Regions from separate parts of the Homo sapiens genome. Here region 1 is linked to region 2. A link is an interaction called in ENCODE POLR2A ChIA-PET data of the cell type or tissue named here. Cell type or tissue: endothelial cell of umbilical vein. All regions are shown on one strand. Links, peaks and the distances in the headings refer to the core of each region. The heading gives the core; the rest is flanking DNA. Region 1 has its middle 160 kb from the start of BTC. Region 2 overlaps LOC107986229 (a long non-coding RNA gene).

What was found. Peaks named below come from ENCODE experiments on the same cell type or tissue, not always from the same donor. Only the 100,000 strongest peaks of a DNase experiment are listed, where the experiment ranks them.
Region 1: POLR2A ChIA-PET joins it to region 2 with 5 read pairs; 3 of 35 experiments call an interaction of 5 or more read pairs at or near these places.

What each region holds. Positions count from the first base shown.
Region 1 is chr4:74,630,342-74,634,745 of GRCh38, forward strand. No RefSeq gene overlaps it. Among named protein-coding and RNA genes, the nearest start is that of BTC, 160 kb to the right of the region's middle. In endothelial cell of umbilical vein, for the core only: no CTCF peak of the experiment used is centred there; DNase peaks (open chromatin) are centred at 1,150, 1,880 and 2,480; H3K27ac peaks cover 2,511 bases.
Region 2 is chr4:74,578,866-74,583,269 of GRCh38, forward strand. The region is part of intron 2 of LOC107986229 (a long non-coding RNA gene); the gene reads right to left. LOC124900716 (a long non-coding RNA gene) reads left to right here. Exons shown (of 2, transcript XR_007058141.1): 2 at 20-2,172. Among named protein-coding and RNA genes, the nearest start is that of AREG, 140 kb to the left of the region's middle. In endothelial cell of umbilical vein, for the core only: no CTCF peak of the experiment used is centred there; no DNase peak of the experiment used is centred there.

The DNA.
Region 1 (4,404 bases), core at 239-4,238, 51 kb after region 2:
CTTCCCTCTCTCATTCAGTCAGAGTTAGACCTGCATCTTGGTCTCATGGCTATCCCAGCCTTTCCAGGATCCCTTCCAATAATCTCTCATAGCCATTTTCTGTAGCTAAATCCTAATATGTTTTGTCTAATCTTGGCAGTCTTGGCATCTGCTTCTTGGACTTTGTGACTTTTCTGGGGTGATAGCAGACATGACAAAATCAGAGACTTTAAGACATACTTGTATATTTCTGCTTGCTTTTGTCCTCTGTCATCTTCATGAGAGAGACATGCGCTGTTCCTGAGGAGGGTGAGAAACACATGGAACAAAGCAAAGGCACCCCAGTTATTGCATCTGAGGCCTTCCCAGATCAACTCACGGCTAACTGACCCCCAGACAGAGAGGGAGTCCAGCCAAGATCAGCTGAGCTTGCACAAATCAGCTGAATGCCACAAACTTCTGAACTAAATAAATGCTTATTGTTGTAAAGCCAGTGTAGAGAAAGGGTTGCTTGTTACTCAGCATTATTGTGTCAATAGAAAGGTGATAAACTTCCCAAATAAACTAATTACCCTCAAATGTTTATCTGGAGGAAACTGACCCAAGACAATACGTAAGTACATTCTATATTACGTTGTGATATGTGGACTCGGTAGTTTAGAATTGAAAACTTATCCTTACTTTCCAAGAACCCTGGACTGAGGAACAAAACGTGGCACTCTGTATAGCACCGAAGATAAAGGGAAGTGAAGTAGAGATTCAACACAAAACTTTCTGTTGGATTACCTGGGTCTTCTTTGGTTTAGATAAGAGGCTTAGAATATTCCTGATTAGAAAGGTATCTTGTCAATTGACCTCTGTGCCCCTTCCCAGGCTGCACTGAGTGACAAGAGGAACAGATATTCTTTCCCTTCCCATTTAAGAGGCACAAAGAAATTCCGAATCTACCAGCACATCCTTAAAGGAACTGTTCATCTGAGTCAAACTGGACAGATTTCTACTGCTTGGCATCAAGGAACAGCTGGCTAAAATGGATCTGCTAACAAAAGGCAAGGAAGGGGAACTTTTCTGCAGAGGCACTCTGCATTCCTACAGGTGTAGGAACAAGCAAAGTACAGGGAAAGCAGCCCAGCTGAACCTGTCAATAGAACAGCTAATATGGCCAGGAGGAAACCGCTGGTCAGCCCTATATCCTAGAGTCATCAGAGTAGCAGCTGTTTAAGGATGTGCAAATAGAGCTAGAACATTCATCATTACACATCTTTTTTTTTTTTTTTTAAGACAATGTCTCTATTGCCCAAGCTAAAAGGCAGTGGCACAATCTCTGCTCACTGCGATCTCCACCTCCCAGGCTCAGGCAATCCTTCCAGCTCAACCTCCCAAGTAGCTGGGACCACAGGTGTGTGCCACTGTAGTGTCACGCCTGGCAAATTTTTGTATTTTCTTGTAGAGACAGGGCTTTGCCATGTTTCCCAGGCTGGTCTTCAACTCCTGAGGTCAAGTAATCTGCCCACCTTGGCTTCCCAAAGTGCTGGGATTCTGGGCCTATAGCATCTGGCCCATTATATATACATCTTTAGATGAGGACAGATACAGATGCCTGTCAACTTGTTGTCTCCAGTCCCTAGCTCAATGCCTGGCACATAGTAAACCCTTTACACATGTTTGAATGTGTGAATAAATGTTTTATAACTACTTCCTAGATCTAACAAAGTTTTCAGGAAAAGAGTTTTCTCATTTAAAAAAACTGTTAATTTTGCTATAATTACCAGTCCATGTTATTGTAGTAATTCTGACTGGGCCACTTCTAAACAGAATAGCTTTATCTCTCTGTGATTCAATTTCCTCTTCTAAAAATTGTGGATAATAATAACACTAACTTGTAGAGTTGTTACTGGATAAATTGCAATTAACATATGTCAACTGTTTTGAACAGTGCCTGGCATTTGTTAAGTGTTTTATTAATGTTATCTAGGAGAAGCTGTAATAATAGTGATAGTAAAGTAATAGCAGTAAGAAAATCAATTTATATCATCCAAGGATATATCATAAAGCTCCATTAAAATGTGGGTTTTACAGGACAATAGTAACACCTTCACTAAAACTTTCCCATGTTTAAGTGAAAAATAGGTCTAAATTATTAATCTATAACCCACACTAGAAAATGTTTTACTGGTACATGTTTCCAGCAATATAGTCAAATAAATGACTAAAACTATTAATAGATTTGTATTTCTTGAAAATGATAAAATATTGAGATTATTTTAAATTTCTAAGTTGCAATGCGTTTTACAACTTCCAGTTTTTTCTAAAATGTTTGGATATACTTACTCTTTTCCTAAGTTCTGAGGCACTCACCAAGGAGAGTTGACTCTCAGTCATTGGCACATTTGCCCATTTGTCTTTTGCTCGGGAGCACCTAACCTCTCTGTGCCTGGGTGGGTGGTTTCCTGTCTGTGCTTGGTTTGAACCTGTTCCAGGGCTTGTGGTTTTTGGCTAGGCTTGTACTTTGTGTTATCATCCTACTGCATATTAAACGATGGTGTTGATTTTGCAATTGGGCGTATGACTCCTGCATTTCTCAGAGGGACTTATGAGAATCTTTCATGTTCTGGTTTGTATGTTCTTTTCTCTTTTCACTCTCATACCCAGCAGGCTTCATCAAGCCCAGTCTTTGAGCTGAGACATCTTTTTTTTTTTTTTCATTTCAAGATGAGAAACACATTTTGAGTAGCGGAGTCCTAGAATTATTAGATAGAAGATTCGATTAAGCTAAAGTAACTAGGAAATGATGTGAAAGAAAAAATGTTGCTTTTCTTATCAAACTAAAGAGCAAGGCAGTAACTGGAGAACACAGATTCGTTGTGTGACTTAAATAGAAGCAAAACAGGCATTTACGAATGAATGCAAAATTCTTAGAGCGGGATGGAGGAGACGCTTTTTGTCCTGCTACGTCTTTGCCCATTGAAAAGGATGGTCTCTCTCACCAGTATTATGGGCATGTTTCTCCAGTTTATAATTCTATACTCTATTAAAATACCTCGGGGAAAAGATAATCTTTTAGGGTATTTTACTTCATTTACACCTTAACATCAATGTCTACATTAATCAATTTCTCTCTCCCCTTCACCTCCCGCTTCTTCTTCTCTCTTCCCTTCCTCTCTTTCTGTCTCTTTATCTTGAGAGCTAGATCAAAATGCCATTTGATGAAGAAATGTCTAAAATCTTTGTCTAAAATCTTCAAAATCCATTTCATTCACTCAGCATGAATATGTTACAAACTCATTTCTATCAGGTACTGTACTAGACACTGAAAGTACAGATTCAAACAAGACAGACACTCCTGAAAATTCCAGTGAGTTGTCTGAGGAGAGAACCAGACATGTAATGAAATAGTTTTTATCCTTAGCACTAAAAATTCCTCAAGTTAAATTTTTGTACCCCCTTAAATATGGGTTGGGTTTTCCTTCAAGTTTCTTAGCCTTGTGTATGAAGCAACATTGCTGGAACTTCACCCATAGTCTGCCATGGTGGCATCATCTAGGTATGGACTCTGACTTCATGACCCCATTTCAAAATCATGAAACAATACAGAATCCTTTATTCTCCTCCCTTTTCTCCATTTGTCAGAGGAAACCTCAGAACCATGTAATCTTATTTAGCAAGTAAGCAGGCACTGATGCTATTGATGGGGCTACATAGGTAAGACAGGAGGTGGGTGACCCAGAGTGAGGTATTCTAAACAGGAGCACCATAGCTCTCAGTAAGATATTTCCAGTCCCATGTCTTGTCCATCTGTGGACTTCTCCATACTTCTCTATTATGTGGATGACTATTATAATGAAGATTCTGAATTCTCTCATGAAGGACTTAAAGAGTCTCATGGGATGCCAAGTGAGTGTCTACAGTTGGTCCAGTTGGGTAGCTGTAAGTATTATTTATCTGACCATCCTACGTGTGAAAATTTCTTACTATAATAAACACAGGCATTTTTGCTTAAAAAAGGAGTTGACTCCCCAAATGTCTCAAATTGCCTTGCAGTCATGCTGGGCTCAGAGAATACCTACCTAGTTGATTTTACAAAGATAATTTCTGTAATATTAAAGACAGAGTCACCACTTTGCTCCCAGTTTGATAGTACTTAGGTCAGTAGGGTTGACAAAAACAACACTTTGATACATGTGGTTTAGGTAAAAATCCCATGTTTGTATGGCAAATTGTTGTTTATGGAGCCTTCACACAAACCTGTATTTTGGCAATATCTCTAGTTTACTGATATAAAGAATGAAGCTCAGGGAAATTATATAATATGTACACTTACTTCATGGTTAAAGTGACCATGGGCTAAGAATACCTGAGCAGTAAAACTCTCAGGTGAAAAAAATTGCAGAAATTCTTTATATCAGGGCAAATATGGTTTATGTT
Region 2 (4,404 bases), core at 284-4,283:
TTATTTTTTTTTTCCACAGAGTTTCGCTCTGTTGCCAGGCTGGAGTGTAGTGGCGCGATCTTGGCTCACTGCAGCCTCCGCCTCCTAGATTCAAGCAATTCTCCTGCCTCAGTCTCCTGAGTAGCTGGGACTACAGGCGCGCGCCGCCACGCCCGGCTAATCTTTTTGGATTTTTAGTAGAGATGGGGTTTCAACATGTTGGACAGGATGGTCTCAATCTCCTGACTTCGCGATCCGTCTGCCTCGGCCTCCAAAGTGTTGGGATTACAGGCGTGAGCCACCGCGCCCGGCTAAACTTACGGTTTTAAACAACATAAGTTTATCATTTTATAGTCCTGGAGGTCTGAAGACTGAAATGGGTGAACAAGGCTAAAATTCAGGTGTCAGGAGGGCTGCTTTTCTACTGGAAGCTCTGGAGGATAATCTGTTTCTTGTCTTTTCTAGCTTCTAGAGGCTACATGCATTCTTTGGATCATGGCACCTTTCTCCCACATTCAAAGCTCATGACTCTAACCTCTGCTTCCACCATCAGATCTGTTCTCTGACTCTAACCCTCCTGCCTCCCTTTTATAAAAACCCTTGTGTTACATGGAGTGCGTTACACTACCCAATTAATCAAGGATAATCTTCCCTCTCAAAATCCTTAGTTTAATTTTATCTCCTAACTCTTTCTTGCCATGTAAAGTGACATATAGGTTCCAGAGATTAGGACATGGACATCTTTAGGGGATTATTGCACTGTTTACCACTGTTTATATGCCTGCTTTGCCAATTATAAGGTGAAATTTGATGTTTCTGACCGTTTTTTATGTCTAGAATGGGAATTATTACAAATCTCAGTGTTGCGAGAATTAAAGGAGACAAGTAGTATAAAGCATTTACTACACTGGCTGGCACACGGTATCAATACATTATAGTTAGTATGCAGGTTTTATTATCCTTGGATTTGGTAAATATGACAGACTGGTTCTTTGATTGACTCTAATTATAGACACATAAACCCTGGAAGTACAAAAGCTTTAATTTTTCATTTGCTTAAATGAAAGCCAATGTCTCATGTTTTCAATTTCTATAGCAAAACAATATGACCTATTCCTTAAAAGGGAAATAATAATGAGATCTCAAGAAGGAAATAGAAAGAAACAATAAACATTTTAGAAAGTTTTGGCTATAGGAATTTTAACCAAAAGCCAATTTTATAACTGAGGGCACACTGACCCAGACACTCTCTGAACAGTGCCCCCGAGCACTCACCAGCTAGAAGCGTTTGCAGGATGGTTTTCAGTTCTGTTTGCTTTACTAGTAATTGGCTCTTTGGGTGGTGAGTGGGGAATACAGATACACACATAGTGGACAAACACACACCCACACATGTAATTTCAAAGAAAAGCAGCATATTAGCAAAGTACTGTGAGCAGTTGTCTTAAATAGGTTATGCGTGTACTCAATAAAGTAAGTTTCTTCCCTTTTACTTACTTATGAAAATTACTTAAAAATGCACTGTACATGTGTGCAAAAAATATGAATATATTCTATCAAGGAGCACTTTTGATTTTTTTTCCTTAAAAGCTATGTAATAATTCATGCATATGTATATTTAAGTAGTTCATCTTTAGCAGTCTGCCCACTTGGGGAATTTATTTTTATCTCTAATTTAATTCCAATTTTTCTTGCAGAGAGTTAAAAGCTAGTTATACTTTGTGTAAAAGACAGTCCAACATTTGAAGATTATTATAAAAGTCATACTAACATTTATATAACAATCCTATAATTTGATATAAATCTGTTAGTTGTGTCTTCATTTACATCTTATTTATGTTTAACTTCATACACTATGAAGATGATATTTGTTACCTTTTGGCTCTTTTATAATTTGGTTCGTTTTGATGTGAGTTTTTTAGGAAAATTAGCAAGTAATAGAAAAAAATCATTTAGCAAGTATATATTGAACATTTATTATATTAATGTCCTGTTATATTGATCTCCTATTATATTCCGGGTCATGGAGTGGAACAAGTGAACCTGAATCCCAACTCTCATGGAATTTACATGTAGGGGACTATAGACAATGGAGAAATCAATAACATGTTGGTATGTTTGTTGTACTATGGCAGTGATATGTACTATGAAGAAAAATAACAAAAATAAAGGGGCATTAGGGAAGAAAAACAATAAGAAGTTGTATTTCAGACTGAGTATGAACAAAGAAGCTCCCAACTGCTGTCAGCTAAGAGATGGCCAAAGTGTTCTCTGGTTAGACATAAATAATTTTGCAGAAAAGTAAAATCAGACCAGACCACCTTTGTGACTGTATTAGAACAAGACAAAACCAAAACCCAATAGTAACCCTATCTGAGCACAGATAAACACAGTAATATTGTGCAAATCGCAAAAATGATCAAACATTCCCTTCATCCAGCTAATATAAATAATAGCTTTTGCTGATTCTTCATCAATTATAGCTTTAGTCTCACACCATTCATCCTAGTTAAAAATTGTTAAGAATTGCCCATTTTCTGACAGCCTCCAATATGGAAGCAAAATCATGCTTCACTGAATCCTCCCTAAAATCACCTAGCACAAACCTGAGCCCTATGACAAATTCCTTCTAAAACTCCCTTATTGTACACTACATGGCTACTCATGGTGTGTTTCTCTCACAGCAATGAGCCAAGAAGCCCAACACTGACTATAGGTGTGTTCCTCATGGTCTTTGGTTGAAAATCATAGACAAGAAAGTCACTTCTAATTTATGTGTATTTTATAGAAAGAGAGTCTTGCCATATTGCCCAGGCTGGTTTCGAACTCAAAATACAAAAATTAGCTGGGCGTGGTGGTGTGCATTTGTAGCCCCAGCTATAATACTTAGGTGGCTGAGGTGGAAGGATTACTTGAGGCCAGGAGGTCGAGGCTGCATTGAGCTGTGATCACACCACTGCACTCTAGAGTGACAGAATGAGACCCTGTCTCAGAAAAAAAAAAAAAAAGTCACTTGTGATTAATTGACAGTTAATAAAACACCTGAATAAAGTTAAAGAAGAACCATTTGGCTATGTGAAGAAAAGGGAAACAGTGAGTGCAAAGATCCTAAGGTAGGATCATTCCTGAGTAGGTTCAAATAAAACCCAGAATACAGAGATGGTTGAATCTGAATAGGTGAATAAAAGAGAGGAGGGAAATAAGGCCAGGTCCAAATTGTGAAGGGTCTTATATGCCATACATCAGACACTGAATATTTGTGTCTCCTCCAAATTCATATTCCCTAATCCCCAATGTGATCATATTTGGAGATGTGGGCCTTTGGAAGTTAGTCAGGGTGAACTGAGGTCATGAGAGCGGGGTCCTGGTCTAATAGGATTAGTGCCTTTATAAGAAGGCACTAATAAGAACAAGGGAGCTTGCTCTTTCTCTCTCTCTCTCTCCACTTGCATGCACCAAGGAAAGGCCATGCGAACACACGGTAAGAAGGTGGCCATCTGCAAGCCAAGAAGACAGCCCTCACCAGATCTCAATCATGCTGGAACCCTGATCTTGGACCTCCAGCCTCCAGAACTATGAGAAAACAAATTTCTGTTATTTAAGACACCAAAATCTAGGGTATTTTGTTATGGCAGTCTGAACAGACTAAGACACATAGTAAAGATACGAATTTTACCTCACTGGAAATGAATTGGAAACTTTTGAAGGATTTCAATAAAGGAGAGTAGGACCTGACTTATGATTTAATAGAATCAGTCTAGCTGCTCTGTTTAGAATATGTTGTAGGAAAGTTGGGAAAAGAAGCATGGGATCCAGCAAGGAATTCAGGCAGTAGATGGTGATGGCTTTTTCAATGTAGCAGGAATGAAAGTGGTGAGACAGGAACATTGAGGATAAAATATCCAACTGAAATACTGTCTTGGATATCAGATTTATTTTGAAAGTAGAGCCAACAGATTTGCTTACCCATTTAATGTAGACCATGAGAGATATAAAAAGATAAGCCAAAAAGGACTTCAAATCCTGAGATAATAGATGAATTCAGTTATCATTTTGCTTAGATACATAAATCATGGGGATGAATAGTTGGGGAGATTATAAGTTAAGATCTCAACTGTGGACAAGTTAAGTTTGAAATGTCTATTCTGTATTCAAGTGGAGATGCCCAGTAGACAAATTTCTGAACTGAAGCTCAAGGGACCAAAACTGTAAATGTAAGTTTAGGAATTTATATTTAATAGATGACATTTACAGTCATGAGCATGGACAACCTAGGAAATGAGAAGACGAAGGTCTGAGCCCTGTGACACTTCAACACAGGCTGGGAAAGAGCTGTCAGTGAGGAAAGAAAAAAAAAATGCAAGTGTTTAACCCTAGATCAAGCCTTGCTCCACATGATAAATGATCACCTAATAATAAGTGTCA